Linked DNA regions of Mus musculus: regions 1 and 3 are each linked to region 2. The links are chromatin loops, found by intact Hi-C in ENCODE. Cell type or tissue: heart. All regions are shown on one strand. Each heading gives the region's core, and the rest is flanking DNA. Links, peaks and the distances in the headings are about the cores only. Region 1 has its middle 56 kb from the start of Snx4. Region 2 holds the start of Muc13 (mucin 13, epithelial transmembrane). Region 3 overlaps Heg1 (heart development protein with EGF-like domains 1).

Region 1 (7,748 bases), core at 2,262-4,761, 490 kb before region 2:
TGTGTCAAGTTGACACACACAAAACCAGCCAGTACAAGGCGTCAAGATCTCCCCCATGGACAGACGTGGTGCACTCCTGTCGTAGCAGAGGCTTTGATTGAGAACTTACAGAGCCCTGAGACAGAAGCAGTTCTTTCAGAGACAGGATTCCAGGATCTTTGAAGCCTAGATGTTAAGTACAGTACCTACTTGCATCTATAATTTAGCTATTCAGGAGACACTGAGCGGAAGGATCATTTGAGTCTGTGAATTCCTGACCAACGTAGACAACATGGTTAGACCTCCCACCATGCCCCCCCCCCCAATCAAACAGAAAGCCTTAAGTAGTTAAGACTAGAGGGAAATGACTCCTAGTCAATTGGCCTGTGTAGCTCCCCCAAGAGCCTGTGGCTGCCACTTCCATTGCCTTTCCAACAGCCTGGGAGGCTGAGCTGAGACTGGCCAAGGTTACTGTGAGGCGGGTATGGGAAGGACTCAAGGAAACAGGTGACTAAGTGCAGCCGGGATGAACGTTGCTGCTCAGTTACCCAGGCAGTTACGGTTACGATAACTCTCCAGTTCCTTCCTAAACATGAGCTGGTATATGACACCCTGGCCTGTGAGCTGGAGGCCAGTGACCTCTTACCGGTGGCTTTAGAGCAGTTGTCCTACATGAGCTAGGCCCCAAACAGCAGGCTTCCTAGTACCCCCATTAGGAACTGGAGGGACCTCAGGAATCGCCCATATCCGCCTGACCCTGGAGCCCTGGGCAGCTCAGGTTCAGTTTGCGATGGACACCAGCCCAGGAGTAACTGAAGCCCCCTGTCCTCTGGGAGAGGTGGAAACTGAAGCTCTTGGGGGAGCACCTGTGTATCCATGACAGGGACACTGCCTGAACGAAGGCTGGCTAAGGAAGCAGCAAAGGGCACACCTGGGAGGCAGTGTGCAGACCTCAGGCCTAACTTATGTGATCATAACAAAAATTCTAGATAGGGGAAGGTATGGGTGTGATCTCAGCACTCGGGAGATGGAGATGAGAGGATTGTTGTGAGTTTGAACTCATCTGGGTCTACACAACAAGTGACGGGCCACCTGGGGCCACTTAGCAATACCTGGGTCAGAAAAGCAGAACAGCTCTGGGGACTGGGAAGCCTAAGATGGAGAGGCTGTATCTGCCATCTTGATGAGTCAGCACATGGTAGAAGACAGACTACAGAGGAAGAGGGGAATCGGAAGTGGAGGGGACCCTTCCTTATGTAGAGTATGAATTCATCCTGGGCTAGATGCAGCCTGTCTCAAAAAACGGATGGGTGGCTGGGTGGGCGGCCAGGCAGGTGGGTAGGAGGATAGCATAAGAGACTGGGTGACTAAAAGCCTTTCCATAATCAACATTAACCAATTCCTGGCCCAACGCCTCTTTTTGTTTGTTTTGAAATAGGGTCTTTCTGTGCAGCCCAGGCTGGCCTCAAACCCAGAGATTCTCCTGATTGTGCCTCCGGAGTGCTGAGGGTACAGGTTTGTATGCATCACCACTTCCGGCCCAACCACCTTTTAACACTGTTGCATTGGGGGTTAACATCCAAGCACACAAACTTGGGGCACCACAGCATCGGCTTCTCATTGCTTCAGGCTTTTGGAAAGGCCACTTCGATTGCCTGACTTGGCTCAGCTTCGGTCCCCTCCTGTGCCTAGACGTACGGTCTCCCCCATTACCTCCTCTGGGAGAGCTTCCCTATGCTTCTGTTCAGAAACACCATGGCCTGAAACTGCTGAAGCTCCCCTGGAGAGGACGCAGCCTGAAGTGCTTGAAATGGCTGGCTTGTAAGTATGGAAAGAGCTCAGAGGATCAAATCCTGGTATGCATTAAGGATAGCTATAGGGACCAGGGGTCAGTGCACCCTGTGGGCCACTATGGAAGCCTCTAAACTGGAGTCCAAGTATTTTCCTTATTGTAATCTGTTTTGTTCTCCCTCATCTATCAAGTATAGTGTAGATGTGTCAGAATCTCCCGCATCATTAGATGTGGTGCACATCTGTCATATTAGGAGTTAGGGGGCTGGAATAGAAGGATCAGCAAGCAATTTGAGTCCAGCCTGGGCTACACTGTGGGACTCTGTCTCAACAAATAGTGCTTCTCTTCTACAGCAACACCCAGCTGCCTAATTTCTCGTTTTCTTTTCTCCATTTTAACCTACCTTAAAGGTATATGTCCTTTGCTTTCTGTTGCTGTGATACAAGCATCTTGGGAATAATAGGTTTATTTGGCTTACAGGTGTCAATCCATCAAGGGAGCTCAAGGTAGGAACTGAAGTGGAGACCATGGAGGAACACTGGCTTTCCCACAGGAGCACTTCAGCTGACATTTCTTATACAGCCCAGGCTGCTACCCAGAGAAGGCACCGCTCACAATGGGCTGGGCCTTCCCGCATCAATTAGCAGTCAAGACAATGCTCCCAAAACATATCCATACGCCAGTCTGATGGAGGCAGTTCTTGAACTGGGGTTTCCGCCTCCCTGGCATGTCCAGTTGGCAACCATAGCCATGCTCCCTCCCTGAATCTTGGTCAGTGAACTCTGGGGTTCACCGGTTACTTCCTCCTCAGTGATGGGATGGGATCCTCAGTGTGCCCAGCTTTTGGGGTGGATTCTTTGGCCCTTGTGTCTGTGTGGCAAGCGCATTAGCGACAACTACCTCTGCACCCCTTATTTTTGTCAGCATCTTGTGTAGCCCAGGTTAGCAAACTCCAAGTCTTCCCATCTCAGCCTTCAAGTTTACAAGCATTACAGATGTGTGCCACCATGCTCAATTCATTTATAGATTTATAAAATTGGAATCTTCAGCTGTCTTCTGCTGAGTCATTCATTCTTAAAATCTTGCAGTGTTTTTGACTTAGTGCCCCCTTGTGCCGCCATCCAGGCAGCCCTCTCCCAGTCCTTGGGCTCCTGGCTGACTTTCTCTTTATTTGTTAAATATCACTTGCTAGATTTACCCACACCCCTCCTGATCGGGCTCTCTCTCTCACCTCTGGTCCACAGTGCCTGACCAACGTAGACTTAGGTTGTGCCTGACAATGTAGTGCCTGTCTGTAATATCACTGGGGTCAGTGACAGAAACCATGAGACCAGGAATCTATAAAAAAACATCTGGGAGGGGCTGGAGAGATGGCTCGACAGTAAAGAGCACTGGTTGCTCTTCCAGAGGACATGAGTTCAACTCTGAGCACCCATGTGGCAGCTTATAACTGTCTATAACTCCAGTTCCAGAAGATCTGACACCCTTATGCCAACATACATGCACATAAAACACCAATGCACATTAAATAAACAGACTAATAATAATACTTAATAATAATAAACAGTTGGAAACCACTCCGTGAGAGCAAGTTCTCCACCAAGACATTGAATAATTACAGGACACTAGGCATTTGATGGTCATTGGTTCTTTTGATTGTGACAATCTCCTGCCCCCATATAGAGAACTTTCTATTTTAGTATGTAGAAATTAGAATTTAGAGTAAACCTCGGTCAGGCTGGCTACCTCACTTATAGGCAGTCCCTGAACTCTAGCCCAGGGAAGGAACTCTGGTGGCTGTCCCATATGGCCAGCCCTGCACTCTAGGAGTGTGCCACTAGGTGGCAGCAAAGCTAACGGACCCAGGAGAAACCTCTGGTTGAAACTGGTTTTTGTTTTATAAAAGTAGCACGGACTTTTATTGATGTGACTAAAACTAGATTATTCAACAAAATAAACATTAACCAAGCAGGCACAGTCCATGTGGTAAAAGGGCAATAAAGTAAACAGACCTTTAAACTTGGACCTTTCTACCTACATTTTGGCAATGTAATTACTCAGAGGAGACTGTCTTCTGGGGACTCACCAGGCTTGGATGATACCTCACTGTCCTACGCAGTGAAGCCTTTTGAGGGGGAGTTGAGCTTGCCTGTCCTCTAAGGAGGGCTTCCAGGGAGAATCCAGGTGCTCTACCACTGAGCCACACATCCTAACCCAGTCCTTCTGAGAATAGGATTTGTCATGTTGTCCAGGCTGGGAATATACCCGAATGCCTCCAAAAACTATTTCAAAAAGAGAAATACACACTCCACTTGGGAGAATGAAGAGATGAGAAGTTTTCACACTTTTAGATTAGAAAGATGGTATAGTATGTCCTTGTGTTTTTGTCTTGGATATTTTTGTTGTTGTTATTTTATTGGGTTCTTATACCTACCACACTTCCAGTCCTTATTCCACCTTAATGCCTTCCATCCTCCCACCGCAACACTAGGTAAGAAAGAGGTTTAGAAGGGAAAGGTATAGACCTCTTTATACTACTTCCTGCTGACTAGGGGCATTGGGTTCCGTGGCAAATCCAATCTCTATCTTCAGGACATCTCCAACCAGCAATCCAGCAATAGCAAGTGCAGCAGAGCCCAGGAGGAAGCAGGAGGAACCAGAAGCAGCCTCCACACGCGTGCTCAGGGCTCTCGCATTTATACCCTCTCAAGAGTCGCCAGAATTCCAAATATAAACAATTTTTTAGCTGGCAAAGATCACACCCCTCCTAGAATATGAAAAAAAAATCACAGCAGCTGTGGACAAACTAAAGGAACCTCTATCCCACACCTGAGATTAAAACAAAAACATGCACATAGCATAACTGGGTTTTTTTTTTTTTTAAGAAACCAAGATTCACCATATATTCTTCAACACACACACATCATGAAGGACTTAAAAGGTTGTTTTTCTGCTTGCCTCTGCTGACAAAGCAGTTGGCACGGAGCCAGACCATACCCACTCAAGCCTCGAGGACAGGGTACTTGGGACTGGCACACAGACATCTCTCTTCACATGGTCAGCCTACGAGCAGCCCGGCCCCACACTCAGTGTTTTGCGGACAGAGATCTTTGAACTCACAGCATGGGTTGGTCACTGGCAGGTGCCGGTCTCATCGTGCTTGTCTGTCTACTCCACAGCCAGAGGAGAAGCTTCAGGCCCCAGACATCACTGTAAAGCTGGAGGCTGCTCCTCCCTGCAGCTGCCAGCACAAGTCAAATATGGCCTAGTGGTCCACAAGTGCCAGTCGCTCGGCTGGCATCAGCTCTCCCCTGAGCCATGGCCACCCCTGCTCTCTTCACATCCTAGTCCAGAACCTGACAGTCTGGGGATGGTGGCCCATGCCTCTGATACCAGCCCCTGAGAAGCTGAACAAGAGAGGCTATGTGACTTTGAGGCCATCCTGAACTACGTAGTACCAGGCTAACCCAGGCAACAACATCACAAGAGCCATGCATTTTCTGTGTTCCTAGCAGGGCCTCTCATTTCCTTGAGAAAGCAACCCCATTTCCCCAGAAGTTGTGAGAAAGCTTGAGGCCAGAGAGGGAAAGTGACTTTGCTATGTTTACACACAGGTCTTCCTCATATGATAACCAGTCCCTGTTAGAATGGGAGGAAGGGTCAGGGAAGGGCAGGCCAGTGAGGTTTGTGTCTGGAACTGGGCTCAGGCTGAGCCTGCTGGTGGTGAAGGCTAGAGAAGAGAGGAGCAGAGGCTCATGGGAGACTGCGTTTTCATTTTTGATGGGAGCTTCCCTCATGAGCCGTGCAATTAGGCACTCAATGAATCTGAAACATTGCCTTTTTGAGGATTTCGAAGGAAATATCCCATCCTGGCTGCTTAGAAACTCAAACCAGAACCAGAAGGCTGGGGGCTGTTGGAGTCCATTGATTTGCCTCGTGAGTTGACATTAATTTGTAGATTCCCCATTTGGGGCCCTAACTAGGCATAAAATGAAATTAACTAATTAGTACAAATGTCTGCAAGTGCTAACAGAACAATTACATGAGGAGGGAGTGGGGAGAGGGAAGGGGACTTGACAATTGAGTTCTTTTCCCAGTCAATGCTGAGCTGCAAAAAGCAGAAAACTAAGCTTGGCTACAAACAGCTTGGGGCCATCGTGCAGTCCTATGCATGCAGATGGGTCCACTCCCAGGTCACTCCACCTGCTCATCCTGACCTTGGTAAAACTTGAAATCTACTTGCTACAAAACCCTAGGCCCGTCTCTTTGCTTTATTCCCTGAACCCTGGAGCAGCTTAGAACATCTGGCTTCAAGGTGCTGGGTACCCATGAGCCCTGGGGGCCTGAACTCAGGCTGGAGTGTCTCAAGGTGGGGGAGGGGCACCATCTGGAAGCCCTTCATGGTAGGCCAGCTAAGAAGCAGCTAGAGAGTAGAGTTGTGTTTGAGAGGTGAGCTACTCCTTCCATTTTGCTATGTTTTGGATCTTTTAAAAAGAATTTATTTAACTGTGCAAGGTAGCGCATGCCTTTAATTCTTGCACTTGGGAGGCAGAGGCAAGTGGATCTCTGTGAGATCAAGGATAGCCTGGTCTACATAGACAATTTGGGATCAGCCAGTGCTACATAGTGAGACCATATCTTAAAAGAATATTTATCATCATCATCATCATTATTAGTGTGTGTGTGCGCGCACACACACACACCACCACCACCACCACCACCACACACATTCAAAGATCAAAGGACCACTGAGAGTCAGTTTCTTTTTCCACCATGTGGAGCCCAAGACAAGGATCCAACTTAGCTTGACAAGCTTGGTGGCAAGTGTCTTTATCCTCTGAGCCATCTTGTTAACCTATGCTTTGGTTATATGTAAGTACACTGTAGCTGTCTTCAGACACTCCAGAAGAGGGAGTCAGATCTTGTTACAGATGGTTGTGAGCCACCATGTGGTTGCTAGGATTTGAACTCCGGACCTTCGGAAGAGCAGTCGGGTGCTCTTACCCACTGAGCCATCTCACCAGCCCTATGCTTTGCTTTTAATACTTAGTTGCCAGCCATGGCACTCACTATGGGAAGGTGGTTGAACCTTTAAGAGGTGGAGCCTAGCAGAAGGAAGTCAGGTGATGGATGTTCACCCTTAAAGGGAATGCTGGGACACTAGCCCCCCCCCCCCCACCCTTCCTGGCTGCCCAGAAACAGGGAAACAGCTCTCCTCTGGTTCATACTCTCCCCTGTGCTGTACTGCCTGACCAACAGGCTCAAAGGGGTGGAGCCAAACCACAATGACCTGAATCCACGTATCAAAGCAAACCTTTTCTTCTGCTAACTTGCTTTCCCCAGGCGTTTAGTCACAGCCACATGGGGTCAGTGAAGGTAAAATAAGGCAACTGGATCAGCAAAGTCAGCCCAGCTGGGATGTAGTTAGAGCAGCAGGCCCCCAGCCCCGCCTACACCTGTGGGTCCAGCGCAGCTGGGGTGCTCCCAGCCCTGTGCTGTTCTGAGTGGCCAGGTGACTGAAGGTGTACAAAGCCACCCAGAGCTATAGAGGTAAGTCTGCTGGCTCAGCACCCATCATACCTGCACCATACTTTGCCCCTGGCCATTTGGGGGACGGGGACACCTAGGGCTGGGGTGGGAAGGAGGCCATCCCTAGGAGGCAGCCTCCTCGCAGTTTGTACACTGGCTACCTAACCTGCTCGCCCTCCACCCAGCCCTGGCCTGGCTCTGGTCTGTTCCGGTCCCTCCATGGTGATCTGCAGAGACCTGGAGATGCAGAAGCAGGCTAGCCCCCACCCAAACCCCCTCAGCGCAGGAAGGTCAATCAGTGTTGCCGTTGACTAAACACACAAGTGAGAGGCAAGGAGAGAGGACAGACACCTGAGGACCACCCAGCTCAGCCTCCCAGGCACTGCATGAGACAGACTCTGTTATCCTCTATGTTTTGCACATGAGGAAACTGAGGTTCAGAGAGGCT
Region 2 (7,748 bases), core at 3,435-5,934:
TCTTAGGAGAAGGGGCGCTGGTATGCCTTGTTTCTTCTCTAGAAAGCCCTGTCTCTACCCAGGGCCGTGGACAGAAGGCAGAGCTGAGCGCAGAATGATCGACCAGTAACAATGGGCCTGCTTTGCCAGGAGGAAGCAGCCTTCCTTCTCTTTGTGGGCCTCAACAAAGCTGTCACCCCCACCTCCCTTCTTCCCTTCCCTTTTTTTTAATAGAGAGGAAGGAATGCTTTTAAAAAGTGACTATGATGCCATTCACATGGTGATTGTTCTGTTGCTGTTTGTTTGATTTTATTGTTTTGTTTTGTTTTTTAAAGACAGTCTTAACTAGGCAACCCTGGCCGGCCTGGAACTCTCTCTGTAGAGTAGGCTGGCCTTGAACTCACAGAGATCTGTCTGTCTCTTCTGCTTCCCAAGTTTTCTCTTTGCTTGTGGAATTTCAAATTGGCCTCTGTTAAAATTGGACCCACGACAGACGGTGGGCCAAGGTGGTTATGGGAAAGGGAGCCTACCGTCAATAACCTTCAAGCCTGCTTCTAATAGGAGCATGACAACTGGGGTCTATGTCCAGTTAAAGTGATATGTGAGATGGAGGGAAGCTTGGAAACGTTAGCTCTAGAAGTTTCTAGAAGTGACCATTAGGAAAAGCCCAGTGTGGGAGTCCACAGCAAAAGATGACACAAGTCAAGTCATAAATAGTTGGAGAAAACATGAAAGGACTTTTCAGGTATTCTTGGAACAGCAGGTAGAGAAAATAGAATTCTTTGCAGTCAAATGGTGGGGAGTTGGGGAGGGGAGGGCCCAGAAGATGACTCAGAGTTAAAGGCATCTGCCACTAAGCCTGATGACCTGAATTCCATCCCATGATCCCACATGGTGAAGGGTCAAGAATCAACCCTTCCCACCATCCTCTGGCAGCTACATGAGCACTGTGGTGTGCACACACAAAATAAGAAGGGGTCAGAGGTAAGGCAATCATCGTTCTCGGCTAGATTACTGAGTGTTTAGAGAGACAGTAGTAGGCTCTGGGGAGGCGATAGGTCTACCATTCCCAAGATATAGAGAGATTAGCTGAATACACTCACCTTTGACCTTGCAAGGATTTCTAAAGAGAACTCAGACTTCTACAGTTGTCCTGGACTTTGAGTCAAGGATATCAACCTGAAGCTGGGCTCAAGTGACCTGACTCTGAGGTTGGAAGCAGCCCATGCTGTACGACCAGAGACCAGATCCTGACCACGAATTGCCTTTGCCTCTATCAGTTAATGAGTGGACTTCGGACTTGAAAGACAGTTAAAACTCCAGGCAGCGAAGGAGAGGACACATTTCCTCCTTGGATTATCAAGCAAGAGCAGCTACCATGAAAGGCTTCCTGCTTCTCTCTCTCAGTCTCCTTTTGGTGACCGTGGGTAAGAAACTCCTTTTTTGTTATTTTGTGGTTGCTTCTGTAACTTGATAAGTTGAATTGGTATCGTAGTCTCTGAAACAGAAACAGCAGGCTTGATCCTACAACTTTTTAAAGTGGCTGCTAGTCTTGACTTGGGGCCATTTCTTGACTAGCTCAGCTCGGAGATGCTGACATTTTCATCTGTGACCCCCAAGACAGCAGAGGCAAAAGAAGTCTATGGCTGACATTGGGACACAGCAGGGCAGAGGTTTGTCTGAAGTTGGATAAAGATGACTCAGTCGTGCAAGGATGAGGTTAGCAAGCTGGATCTAGATCTGTTCCTGTGATCATCAGAGAGTCAGACCTGGAGGGGTCGGGGATATGTCTGTTTTCACCAACACTTGAAACTGGGGATCTCTGGCCAAAAAGAGCAATCCCAGTGGGGGTTAGAGCCCCTACAGGTGTTCTTCTTCTGGACTAGGGAGAGTTTATCTGGGTTTGAGTAGGTAAGGAATTTGTCCCCCACCCCACCCCATTCTGAGAGAAATCCAGATCTAGACGTCAAATGCAAGAAAGGAATAAGGCATTGGAGGCAGTGGAAGGGGGAAGAGAAATTGAGTTCAATGTAAAGGACCACTTGACTTGCTTTGTTTGGGGGATGGAATCTCGTGCTACCAAGGTTAAACTGAACTCTCCATACAGTAGATGAACTTCTGATCCAACTGCCTTGGAGTGCTGGGTTATAGGTATGAGCCAACATACATGGCAAGATAGGAGCTTTTGAAACCTCTTACTACATTTAATTACCATACATGTGGAGGACATCGGACAACTCCCAGAAAGTGGTTTCTCTCCTCCCACCCCCTGAGTGAGATTGAACACAGCCGGCCAGCCTTGGCAGCAGGCTTCTTTTCTTTCTTTCTTTTTTTTCTTCTTAATTTTTTTATTATTTAAATGCATTTTATACATCAAACACATTAATAATATTGAGTATTTTGAGAATCAAATAACATTAAAAATGTGTTCAACTTTTATATTCATATCCTTTCATACCCTAAAAATATCATTAATGGATATTTAATACTATCCATAAGCAAACTTCTTTCTTTATTCCCTGGACCAATATTTTTTTTTTGATCTGCTTTTAAGATTGGGGGAGAAGAGCTGTCCTAAGAGGAGGGTAGGCCTCACCAGATCTCCTCTGCCAAGCCTGGGTGCTGTGGCCAAGTCTTCAGGTCCCAATTAGAACTGATAAGATCTACGTGATTTTCTGGAGTCACCATGAAGAAGAAATGCCTTCTGTAAGACATAAGGGTACTGAGAAGGGAATCCTTTGCTGGGAAGGCTTGGGGAAATGGCTAGAGGTTAGAGAATTCGTAGTCATGGATCTCAAGGTACCTTAGAGGTGTAGAAAGGAGACTTGGGCCAGAGAATTCCCCCAGCAGGGTACAGGAGCAGGCTCCACACTTCAGAGCTTGGTAGGCAGGGATCCAAATACAGTGTAGTCGGTTACTAGCTGTGGTTTCTCCTTCCGTAATAACAGAGGAGACAGCCCACAGCAGGAAGCTTAGGCTCACAGCACTGTATCTGCCATCGGATCCAATATTTAAACATTTGTGTTTGCTCTTGCTTGCGTATGTTCCATGTCGGTCTCAGCAGTTGAGGACAGGAGGTGGATCTTATACACCTTCCACCTGTCTCACCCAGAAATGTCATAAGGACTTCCTGAACAATGAGGACATGCTCAGATGACATCTTAAGCCCCCTCAGGATCCATTTGCCAGCGTTTTGCTTCCCCTGAGCACTAGGGCTCCTCTTTCCCATGGCATCTAGTGAGAGCCAGCATCTCTTACTATTGAGGACTTCTGTCTGTCAGAAGCATTTTAGTATGGCTCTCAGCTAGCATTGGGTACCATGTGCTCTGGGCAGATGGTGGTCCTAGAGTGTTCTCCAGAAAAGAACCCATAAAAAGAACTTTTTTTTCTCATTTAAGTCAATAGTTGGCACCCTATAGTTGATCTATAGCTGTAGGGTTATTACTGTGGTGTGGGTTAGAAAGCAGCTCTCAGATCTGAGGAAACAGAAAGATGGAAGCTGGGGCTGGAGAGATGCCTCAGTAGCTAAGAGTGTTTATAGTTCTTGTAGAGGACCGGGGCTCACCTCTCAACTGGAACTCCAGTTGTATAGGATCCAATAGCCTCTTCTGACTTCCATAGGCTCATGCATGCCTCTCCACAGACCTCTGACAAAGTTGTAGTTCAAACAGTGCCATGGACAAATCATCTCAACCAATGCCCACGGGCTCTTCACAGGTGGCATTTGTGTCTGTCTCACAGGGTCACATCAGGTATAGGGTAAGCCCTTGATAAATGAGAAAGTCCCAGGAGATGTGAGGCAGTGGGCCACGTGACTGTGGTCAGCTAGTGACGATTTTCTTGGTGATGGAAAAACAATTGCTTATCTCTTTGTCTCTTCTAGTTACTAGTAGCCAAGCCCTGTCCAAGGTGAAGAACTGGGCCTTGCCTGGAGCATCTTATGGTCCCTGGGGGAATCATAGTGAACATTAGCATCCTATATCATAGGGCTTATGAATGGCTTCCTCTCTACAAAGGTTTTCATTTAATAATTTGTATAATCTGTTGTCAATGTCAGAGTTCTTAGAGACAAGAGGAGTCCCAAGAAATGGGTCACTAAGTGGGCGACTAAAAGGTAGTCTTCCAAGCTTCCTAGAGAGTTCTAGGAAAGCGGTAAATACAGCTTTGATGTCTATCACAGTCTTTAGGACATGGACCATTTATTTGTCTTATTATCTCAAAGCAGATGTATCTAGAGAAATGTGTACCAGGAAACAACAACAATAACAACACAAACAAACAAACACACTGGTCCAGCACTCAGAAAGATTGGGAATTTCAGGCCAACTACACTGCATAGCAAGACCTGTCTCAAAAAAACCAAACCAAAATGTGGAAGAACTATAATCAGCACTCGGTGAAGTGTCCAGCAACAAGAGGCTCAGGACATCCTTTGCTATCTATCAAGTTCAAAGCTAGCCTGAGCTACAGGAGACTATCTCAATTTACAAAAGAAGATATCTTTTTTTTTACTCACTTTGTAGACCAGGCTAGCCTCGAACTCAGAAATCCGCCTGCCTCTGCCTCCCAAGTGCTGGGATTACAGGCGTGCGCCACCACTGCCTGGCTTAGTGAGTTGTTTCTACGAGATTATTCTCTCTTTTTTTTTTTTTAAGATTTATTTATTTATTATATGTAAGTACACTGTAGCTGTCTTCAGACACTCCAGAAGAGGGAGTCAGATCTTGTTACAGATGGTTGTGAGCCACCATGTGGTTGCTGGGATTTGAACTCTGGACCTTCGGAAGAACAGTCGGGTGCTCTTACCCACTGAGCCATCTCACCAGCCCCCGAGATTATTCTCTTAAAACCAACTTCTCAGGTTCCCTTCAACATAGAAAACTGCCCCAATGTGGACAATCTGGTCTGTTTCCCTGGAATGTAGAAAGAAGGCACTGCCTGGTGGTAACAGCGCCATCTTGTGGCACTTTCAATTGTCTTCCTCTGAATGTCCTGGGAATTTATTAAACCGTTTTCCAAATATAGATATAAATTGCTATTTCTTGGTATTAATGTCTTCTTTTGTAAATTGAGATAGAGTGTCCTGTAGCTCAGGCTAGCTTTGAACTTGATAGGGAGCAAAGGGTGTCCTGAGCCTCTTGTCTCTGTCGCCAAAGTTCGGATACTGATCTCAATGGTTTTGTTGTTTCCGTTCTCAGTTTTGCAACATGGCCTCATGTAGCCCAGGCTTGCCTCCACAGACATATACCACCACTCCCGACTTGATACTCTTCATGAATGTTATCACCACAACTCTACACTCAGCTAGCTCTCCACAGGTATAATTAAGCTATGTTAGGTGTGGTAGTTTTCAATAATATTTTCCATTTTTTGTCTGTTTTTTTTTTAATTTTGTTATGCTGAGAAGGAGCCACTTTTAACATAATCAAGTATATTCATTTCCCCCAGAAAATCCAAGATGAGTTTTGGTTAGAATGGACAGTAATTGCTATTATTTATCTAACACTCTGTCCTCTGACATTTGGCTACCTTGTTCCCTTAACCAAAATCACAACAGCCTCTGCCTCAAGTATTGTTAACAATCTGCCTGAGAATGTAGCCAATGAGACCAGAGATAGTTCAATTCTGTCCTCTGTGACAACCAAGTCTGACAAGAAGTCTGGGACAATTCAGACCAAAGGGAATTCACCTCAGCCTCCTGAGACAAATCTGTTTCCTAGTGTCGCCAGCTCTTCCATGGTGACTCGCGGCACTAATCCTCCCACCGTGGGACTCTGTCTACAGGTAGTTCATCTCAGGCCTCTAGTACAACATCGTCTTCTGGTGGCACCAGTCCTCCCACCACAGTACAAAGTCAATCTCCAGGTAGTTCATCTCAGGCCTCTACTACAACATCGTCTTCTGGTGGCGCCAGTCCTCCCACCACGGTACAGAGTCAATCTCCAGGTAGTTCATCTCAGGCCTCTACTACAACATCGTCTTCTGGTGGCGCCAGTCCTCCCACCACGGTACAGAGTCAATCTCCAGGTAGTTCATCTCAGGCCTCTACTACAACATCGTCTTCTGGTGGCGCCAGTCCTCCCACCACGGTACAGAGTCAATCTCCAGGTAGTTCATCTCAGGCCTCTACTACAACATCGTCTTCTGGTGGCGCCAGTCCTCCCACCACGGTACAGAGTCAATCTCCAGGTAGTTCATCTCAGGCCTCTACTACAACATCGTCTTCTGGTGGCGCCAGTCCTCCCACCACGGTACAGAGTCAATCTCCAGGTAGTTCATCTCAGGTCTCTACTACAACATCGTCTTCTGGTGGCGCCAGTCCTCCCACCACGGTACAGAGTCAATCTCCAGGTAGTTCATCTCAGCCCGGACCAACTCAGCCTTCTGGTGGTGCCAGCTCTTCCACCGTGCCTAGCGGTGGAAGCACAGGTAAGAGTGGTCCCTGAAAATCTCACTGGGGTACAGAGCACCGAAGTCTGTGATGTGTCAGTATGTTCTGGTGAGGAAGGGGAATGGTACCGAAGGAACCCCTAAGTTAGCGCTCAGTTATATTCTTTCCCTTCCTGTCCCTTAAGCTACTTTACAACTGTGGAAGATGCTCTTTTAAGTTTGGTCTTTGTGAGAGCTGCCCATAGGAGAGCTGGAAGTAGTTTCAGGTTCTCTGAAAAAATACAGGTTAGACTAAGTGCTTGCTGGCTTGTCAGCCACACTGGGCCTTAAGGAAGAAATCGGCTCTACCCTGGAATCCGTCAGGATGGTGGCTGATCACAGTTCCCACACTAAGTCAAGCCTTTGAATTTGGGCCCAAGGGTTAAGAAGCCAAACAATGACTGTCCTCAAACAGTTGATGGCTGACTAGGGCCAAAGTGTGATTGGCCATAAGCAATGATACTAAACCACTTGACAAGTTCTCCAAACTTGATCTAGAATGAGTGTCAGCAAAGTTTATCAGAAAAAAACAAAAACAAAAACAAAAACAAAAACCAGAGAGTATATATTTTATGCTTTGTGGGCAACATGTGGTCTCTGTTGAAACAAAACAAAAGCAGCCGTGTCAATGTACAAATGAATGAACTTGGCTATATCCCAATAAAAATGTATTTATAAAAATAAAGGGTTGGTTAGTTACAGCTCATGGGCCATAATTTACCAAGCACTGGCCTAGAGGACTCCCCAGACTTCAGAATTTAGAGTTCAAATACATCACGTCATTCTAGGAAAAGGAAACTGAGGCCCAAAGAGAACAGTGACTTGCCCCAAAGAGATCATTTGTATCTCCTTGCACTTTTGATCTCTTTCCAAGTTTTCCTTGACAGATATCTAAGAAATCAGTTGGGTCAGTCATTAGAACCCAGCCATGTGGGCAGCTGTGGTGGTCTTAGAAACGGGAGCTTCTCCAGGCCATTTCTGCTTCCTCCACAGCAGTCCTTCATGACTCCTCATGCTGGCTGGCATGAGGCAAACTGCTTCTCTCTTGGCTCCAGTGAACTCACTTAAGACCTTGAGATTAATGTTGGGGGTGGGGGGAAATGCCTTTAATCCCAGCACTTGGGAGGCAGAGGTAGGTGGATTTCTGAGTTCAAGGCTAGCTTGACCTATAGAACAACCTATAGAACAACCAAGACTTCACAGAAATCCTGTCTCAGAAAAACAAAACAAAACAACAAACCATTCCTTTGAAACTAAGGAGTGATGCTCATCCCTTCCACCTTTAAGGTCTAACGTGATTAGCGTGACTTAATCATTCCTCCACCAATCACTCTCCTGAG
Region 3 (7,748 bases), core at 3,041-5,540, 53 kb before region 2:
GACACGTTCATTGAGAAAGCCACTCCTCATTGGAGGGGCGGGGCCTGCCCTCCCTGTTCAAGCAGAAATCTGGCAGCAGGCAGGAACTGGTTGCTTTTGGCAATGAATATTCGTTAGCAGCCTAGATCAGTGGGCAGGATGGAAGGAGAACTTAACATTGACTTCCAGAAAATACCCAATCAGAGTGGGATTTCCCAGCCTAGGATGGCCTGGATACTCCTTATACTTGGAGGTGTTTTTCTCTGCTAAGTCTCATTGACTGGCAAAGCCTTCAGAGAAGTCAGATGTGAGGTGCCGGAAGCTGAGTTCCTCCCTGGTGCCAGCTTTGCAAAGTTTGCCTGGTGAGATTTTTCCGTTTAAACATTTCCCCTTAAATACAAACTTTTTTTTAAAAACAATAAACAAAGGAGCCCAGATTTAACATGTCAGCTTCCACTGATAAAGGCAGGAAATTCAATTCAGCACTGGGAAATGAAGCTGTGCCCTAATTCACCCGGCTAGACAGTCAGTCTCAGTTCTCGGGACCCTCAAGAGGGATGGATGCTGGGAATTCCACACGGGGCCCATCAAGCCCTGGTGTCAGCTCCCATCACCAGAATTTGCCCAGGCAAGGGTTAATTTTGCAGAATTAACAGGCACCTTCTGAAGAGCCTGGGGCCTTTTCTTTGACAATGCCTACAAAATTAGCACCCAATTTTCATTGTACAATGCTCAGACTCTTCCCATCCCCCTGCCACTCTCCTCCTGGGTTCAACTTGCTTTTGACCCCCCAACAGCAGAAGCACACATCTGCCATGTGAGGATAAGTTATTAGCCGCTGTCATGTTGGTTTCATAGTTCTGTTCTCCCTGTGCGCCCACTGACGTGTATCTTGGGTGGTAAAATGTACTCTTCATTATCTTGGCCGTATTAAAACCTCCCAGAGGACTATGTGCCCAGCAGTGAATGCTTTTTGATACGAATAAGCTGATTCTTTATCAACCATGAGATGAATAAAGCCCCCAAATGAACACAAAACCAGCCTTAAAACTGGGTTCTTTCCTCGTCTGCCTGTTTCTCCTGGTGATGGTGTAGCGACTGATCAGGCCAGTAGGACTTCCCCACCCCCACCCCCACCCCCACCCCCACCCCCACCCCAGCACATGCTCACCTACTGGTCTCTGTGCTGCAGATCCAGTGCTGAATAAACCTTCCTAACACTGTAGTGGGGAGACAAACAGACAGACAGACAGACAGACAGACAGACAGCTTCCTGCCAACCCTGGGGAATCAGATTACCATACAAACCTCGTTCTATAATAAGCCTCCAAAAGGCAACACACTGAGAGCAAAGCAAGCTGCCTTACCACAGAGTGGTCCTGGGCCCCTAGGACACAGAGCCCGGACATGTTTCCACTTGAGACTGGTCTGACTGTATTGGTTGGTTTGGGTCCAAGCTCCTGACTTCCTAAGAACATGGTCACATTTTCTGGGTTTGTTCCAGCCCCACCCCCCACCTCCCTTACTCCCAGTCCTTAAACGTGAAGGTACAGAATACACCAGGCTGCATTTGTAGGTTGGGCAGCGCCCTTTCCTTCCTCAGTTTGGTTTCTCCATAGGGAATGCTTGTGAATATTTATTTACTGGCGGTGACCAGGGAACAAGAGGTAGAGACTGTGTAGGGCCTCAGAGGACTATGGTTCCAAGAAGACTCTGGGAAACTCTCCCCTGAGCCTATTGAAATAGCAAGTTCATGCGTCATAAGGTGTGAAGAAGAGGTTTGGTTTGGTCTCACTGCCTTGTTTTTCACATCCCAGCGGGCAGCTTGTGTAAGCGGAAGAGTCCAGAATGTGACAAAGAGACCTCCATCTGCACCGACCTGGATGGTGTCGCGCTCTGTCAGTGCAAGTCTGGCTACTTCCAGTTCAACAAGATGGATCACTCTTGCCGAGGTAACTTCGGGTCCCCAGCAGTTGCGTGGCACATGCTCTGCAGCTGGTCTCTGCTCTAGGCAGGAGCAGTGCATTCCCTGCAGGTGGTCTCTGCTCAAAGTGTGATGCTTCTAAACTGGGGGTTACTGGCTCTATTTGACCAGCAGCAGGAATGAATACAGTGTTTCCTTGCAAGTATCTCCTGGTTTGTGGTGGTCTAGCCAATACCATTTAAAAGGAAAGGAAAATGGAAGCTATCACAAGGTCCCCTTTTCCCTCCTTGCTGTTAGAGGAAGTTAGAAAAATTAATTCTCTCCCCAAAGTGTTGTCTGTTAACTGCTTATCACTAAAGGTAGAAATACAAGTACTGATCTGGGCCTGGGTCTGTCTGGGGGCACTGTGGCTTAGTAGTGAGTATACTCAATGATGCCCAGGACACCCGGCTCAGAGCCACATTCCGCCTCACTAAACTGGTATCATCTTGAGCAAGCACTTCATTTCTCTAAACCTCAGATTCCTCTTCTTTGAAATGAGTGTGGTCACTTTGTTAGATGTCCCGAGAAGTACAGCTGTGACTCAAGTTGGGCTTTGTAACCCACAGGGACTTGCTTTTGTGTTTATCTAGGTTGTTGATAATTCAATGGGTTATCATTTTAAAGGTTGCTTGGTATATTGGAGAGTAAAAATCTAATTCTGCCAGCCTTTGGGAAGAAGCCAAAATGCACTCCATTTGAGACAGAGACCACCACACTCAGTGAATGTGGTCCAAAAGTTTCCCCCAAATTAGTTTTATTCAGCTTCAGAGTGCTGTGTCCCCTGGCTTCAAGGACTGCCACAGCCTGTGACGGTCAGGAAGGGTGTTAATACAGAGGCTCCTTTTTCACACACAGCATGGTCTCCAGTTGTAATGTGAAAGGCACAGACTTCCTGGTCAGTCAACACCTTGCTGGCGACAGATGTGCTGAGATCCAGGTGAAAAATCCACACAAGGGCAAGGTGACAGGCCACTATTCAGTCAGGACCTATGCTGTGAGGACTCATTTCATCAAAAGGATATAAAAATATGTCTGGGGGCAGCACTTTCATCCTGCACCATACATAGATCTGCTGACAGTGTTACGTTTAGACAGAAACTTCTTCAGAGGTGGGCGGTGTCAGCTCTCCACGTGGGACCTACAGTAGGTTTGGAAGAGCACCTGCTTTCGGAATTGGGCTTCTGGCCTGGCATGATTGGTCCCCGACATCCCATTGCCATGCCAGACCGTCGCTTTGCCACAAAAGAAATAAACGTCCCTAGCTCCTTCTTACCTGCTTTCCTGCCCTTCTTAAAAATGAGGGCTGGAGCTCAGCTGCATGTGGGAAAATGACACCACTGAGGCCGTGTGTGTGGTGCTATGGTGCTGTGTGCCATGGTGCCTGTGACACAGGTGAGCAGGACTGTGGGCGGGCAGAGGAGCTGGCCTCAGAATTAGTCCTTCAAGGATGGCCTTGCCTTCACCCTTGCTCCTGACTGGTTTGGACCACTTCTTTCTACTTCCAAGTCAGCAATGTCCTAACCGTATCTTACAGACAAGCGTAGCTAGAGGTTACCTTGGCTAAGCCTCTCTCCAAAACAGTGTTTCTCAACCTTCCTGATGCTGTGACCCTTTAACACAGTTCCTTATGCTATGGTGACCCCCAACCATAAAATTATTTTTGTTGCTACTTCATAACTGTAATTTTGCACTGTTACGAATCGTAATGTAAATGTCTGTTTTCTGATGGTCCTGGGTGATCCATATGAAGGGTTACGTGAGACAGGTTTTGAGTACCACTGCTCTTTATGGACAGCTCCTTTGATTTTGTATGTAACTTTGAAAGTATGACAAAAACAATATAGAACTGTCTTGTAGGAGACAGTAAGAGGCATCTGTGTATATATGGGTAAATACCATATAAAACCTTGGCAATCTATAACTTGAATTGCAGAAATTTAGAAGAAAAAAAATACACATTTCGACCCTCTGTTTACACAGAGATTTGGCTGAATTTGAGATGACTTGTCGGGAGAGGTGAGAAATGGTCTCCCCTTCTAACCCAAGCCCTTCTAGAATTCAGTAGATAGCCCAGCTAGCCTCAAGCTCACGATCTTCCTGTCTCAGGTGTCACCACACTCCTGTCTAGGTTGTCATTTTCAGGATGTGTGCTTTAAGTGACACAGGTATCCCCAGCCTTATGCTTACAGGTAATGACCAAGCAGCAGCACGGGGAGACCCTGATTAGCCTTGGGGCCCGTGAGGTGCTTCCTCAGTGGGGCAGGGCCAGCAGTCTTCTGATGATTGGATCTAGTAGGTTTGTGGACTCCAGCCCTGTCCGATGGGTTAGCAGTGACATCTTCTGGCCATTCGTGCTGGAGTGCACTTACTGAAAATTAAAATATGTGTCCTTCCTGTATTCCTTAGCTTCCTCCCACCACACAAGCATCGATTCTAGCAACCTTGTTGTACCCTCTGACCAGGCTGAGATTAGCATTTTTAAAGGTCTTTTTTTGTGGGGGTGGGGGTAAGGGTTGATTTGTTTTTTAAAATAGGGTCTCACTATGTAGTCCTGGTTAGCCTTGAACAGAGATCCTCCTGCCTCTGTCCTCTTAGCTCTGGAATTAAAGGCATGCACCGTCACATAAAATTTTAATTTTAATTGTGTTTGTGGGCCTTAAGTGTTACATGTGTGTACAAGTACCCTAGAAGTCCAGAAGAGGGCACTGTATCCTCTAAAGTGGGAGTTACAGGTGATTGGGGGGGGTGGGGGGCGGAAACTCCTGTCTCCTGGCATAGCAGTGAGTGCTCTCAATCACTGAACATTCTCTGCAGCCAGGATTCTAGCAGTCTTAATTTTTTCAGATGGCAAGTGCCTTAAGACCCAACATTGAATGTAGGAAAGGTCAAGTGTCTAATGAAGTGGGCCATAGGACAACAGATACAGCTTAAGACCATCCGTGTCCTGCAAAGGCGTTACTAAGTGTTACTTAATATCCGGCAAAGGAGTTGCTAAGTGTTACTTAGTATCCTGCAAAGGCCTTACTAAGACTCCGCTGTGTACTTTAAGCTTGGTTTTGCTTTTTCCCTAGGCAGTAGGCAAAGCTCAGTGCTGTATATATGCAAATTCTTGCCACAATCGTTCTGTCTCTAGTGCTCCGGGTCAGAGTCCCTCTGTGATGAGGAACTGAAAGTGCCTTTGCGGACAAGATTTTCCCAAGAGCAGCAGTCACTCAATCATTGATAAGTGATGGATACGCCCTTTAAAAAATACAGTTTAGGGAGAAAAAAAAAAAAGTCAAGCCAGGCAGTGGTAGCATATACTTTTAATCCCAGTACTCAAGAGGCAAAGGCAGTTGGATCTCTGTGAGTTTGAGACCAGTCTGGTCTACAGAGAGAGTTCTAGGATAGCCAGGCTACACAGAGAAACCCTGTCTTAAAAAGCCACACACACACAAAAAAAAAATCTTTTTATATATATTTATTTGTTTGGTCGTTTGTGTGAGTGCACATGTGTGACTGAAGGATAATCCAATAGCGTTGCTTCTTTTTCTACCATATGTAGGTCCTGAGGATTGAACTCAGGTCATCAGGCATGGAGGTAAATGCCTTTACCCACTGAGCCACCTCACTAGCTTGTGTTCTTTCAGTTAGAAAAATATCATTGGGGGCGGAGGGGGGGTGGTCAAGATTCTTTTGATGTTAAATGAAAATAGCCCAAGCCGTCAGCTCGAGCGCATAGGCTGGACAACAGATGGGCCTTGTGCATAGTTGGGTGACAGCCAGGCGTGGAAAGCTCCCCGCTCAGCACGTGAGGTTGGGGAGGTAGACAAATGTAAAAATGTCTTCAGGAACAAGTGTTTAGAATAGAATGGACTGATGAGATCAGCCTACCTTGATGATGAGATGGGTGGAGAGGTGAACAGTCCCAGTGGAGCACTCCTGTAGTGAGCAGTCCCTGTGGAGCACTTCCCTGGAGCACTCCTGTAGTCTGAGCCTGAAGTCATCCCTCATCGGCTTCCCACTGGAGCATGCCTCAGAGGCCCATAGTAGGAGGGGGACCTGAGCGAGGGCATGAAGCTTTCTACTCAGGCCAGGAAAAACCGGGGAGCACTCTGCTTGTTCCATAGAGGAGGACCTGCCTTCCTGAGGCAGAGAACTCAGGGTGTCAAAGATTAGGGGATAAATCCCAGCAACCACATGGTGGCTAACAACCACCTGTAATGAGATCTGATGCCCTCTTCTGGGATGCCTGAAGACAACTACAATGTACTTACATATAATAAACAAATAAATATTTAAAAAAAAAAAAGATTAGGGGATTCAGCCTCATCTTATCTCAAAATAGGACTTGACACTCTATCTTGCTGAATAAAGGATTTGAAACACCTATTGAAATTCTTATCATGAGTTGGGCAGTGGTGGTGCACACCTTTACCCCAGAACTCAGGAGGCAGAGTCAGGCAGATCTCTGTGAGTTCAAGGCCAGCCTGGTTTACAGAGTGAATTCTAGGACAGCCAGGGCTACACAGAATAACTCTATCTAAAAAAAATTTTTTTAATAAAATAACAAACAAACAAAAACAGAGACATAGAGGGAGAAGGAAGGAAGGAAGGAAGGAAGGAAGGAAGAAAGAAAGAAAGAAAGAAAGAAAGAAAGAAAGAAAGAAAGAAAGAAATTTCAAGTAAAGAAACAAGGTTTTTACATATTAGGGGATCAGCAGGATGGCTTGGTGGATAGGGATGTGGGCCTGATGAACTCAGCTCAATTCCCATATCCCATAAGAAAGAATTGACTTCTGAGGCTTAACCTCTGACCTCCACATGCTCTGTAACATACACACAGCTGTACACACACACACATACACACACACAAAATAAAAAATAAAATAAACAAAAATGAACCTGAAACGGTACTGACTGGGCAGGGAGAATGACATGAAAAAGTCATTTACAAAAGAAGCACAAATGGCAGTAACTTATTAAGAGGTGTTCAGCATCCCTAGTCATCAGGGAAATGCAAATTAAAACCACTTTGAGATAGCACCTCACCCCAGTCAAATGGCTGTCATCAACAAATCTGACAGCAAATGTCAGAGGATGTGGGAAAGGAAGCCCTGTGGGGGTGCTGCTGGGGGTGGGGGTGGGAGGGCTCACACCAGTACATTAGTATGGAAATCAGTTCAGACGTTCCTTAAAAGATTAAAAATAGGACTACAGGAGTCAGCTATTTCACTCCTGGTATCTATGCAGAGAAGCCCGTGTCCTACCGCACAGATGTTCACACGCCCATATTTATTGTTGCTCCATTTATGATAACAAGGAAACGAAACTAACCTAGGTGTCCATCAACAGGTAAATGGATAATGAAAAATGTGGTGCATACACAAAATGAAATGGAACATTACTCAACTGTAGAGAAAATGACGTTACAATATTTGCAGGAAATAGATGGCATTAGAAGGTATAATGTTACGCAAGGTCACCCAAATTAAGAAAGAAACACAACCAAACCAAACCACATGTTCTCTGCCCTTATATGCAGACCCTGGCCTGTAATGTATACCATGCAAACAGTGTCAGTGTGGGTGCAGTATCACATTTAGAAAGGAGACCAAGTAAGGATGAGGAGGGTCAGAATAAAGGCAAAAGGGCACGGACCATGAAAGAGATCATAAAGCTAATTATTTTTCTAGTTTCAGCTGTGTTGAACTTCTCCTTTTTGTGGTGGATAAGTGCATGAAAGATGTAACTGATAGTTAAAGTATAAAACCCTAAGTGAGGCTCTACGGCTTCAGCCTAGAAGGTCTAACTGTATTGAAGT

The links. A loop is a pair of places that touch in the nucleus more often than their neighbours do. Peaks named below come from ENCODE experiments on the same cell type or tissue, not always from the same donor. Only the 100,000 strongest peaks of a DNase experiment are listed, where the experiment ranks them.
Region 1: a loop joins it to region 2, with 11 times the contacts of the local background. A loop is called at or near these places in 12 of 42 quality-filtered maps.
Region 3: a loop joins it to region 2, with 4 times the contacts of the local background. A loop is called at or near these places in 20 of 42 quality-filtered maps.

The regions. Positions count from the first base shown.
Region 1 is chr16:33,303,140-33,310,887 of GRCm38, forward strand. No RefSeq gene overlaps it. Among named protein-coding and RNA genes, the nearest start is that of Snx4, 56 kb to the left of the region's middle. In heart, for the core only: a CTCF peak has its summit at 3,603 (motif pointing right); a DNase peak (open chromatin) is centred at 3,582.
Region 2 is chr16:33,793,170-33,800,917 of GRCm38, forward strand. Muc13 (mucin 13, epithelial transmembrane) reads left to right here and starts at 1,320. Exons shown (of 12, transcript NM_001382834.1): 1 at 1,320-1,406; 2 at 5,764-6,408. The coding sequence starts at 1,358. It overlaps Gm15658 (a long non-coding RNA gene), which reads right to left and starts at 2,970. Exons shown (of 3, transcript XR_003951910.1): 1 at 2,576-2,970; 2 at 1,083-1,477. In heart, for the core only: a CTCF peak has its summit at 4,946 (motif pointing left); no DNase peak of the experiment used is centred there.
Region 3 is chr16:33,740,566-33,748,313 of GRCm38, forward strand. Heg1 (heart development protein with EGF-like domains 1) reads left to right here. Exons shown (of 15, transcript NM_175256.5): 10 at 1,797-1,931. Among named protein-coding and RNA genes, the nearest start is that of Muc13, 50 kb to the right of the region's middle. In heart, for the core only: CTCF peaks have their summits at 4,297 (motif pointing left) and 4,599 (motif pointing right); a DNase peak (open chromatin) is centred at 4,207.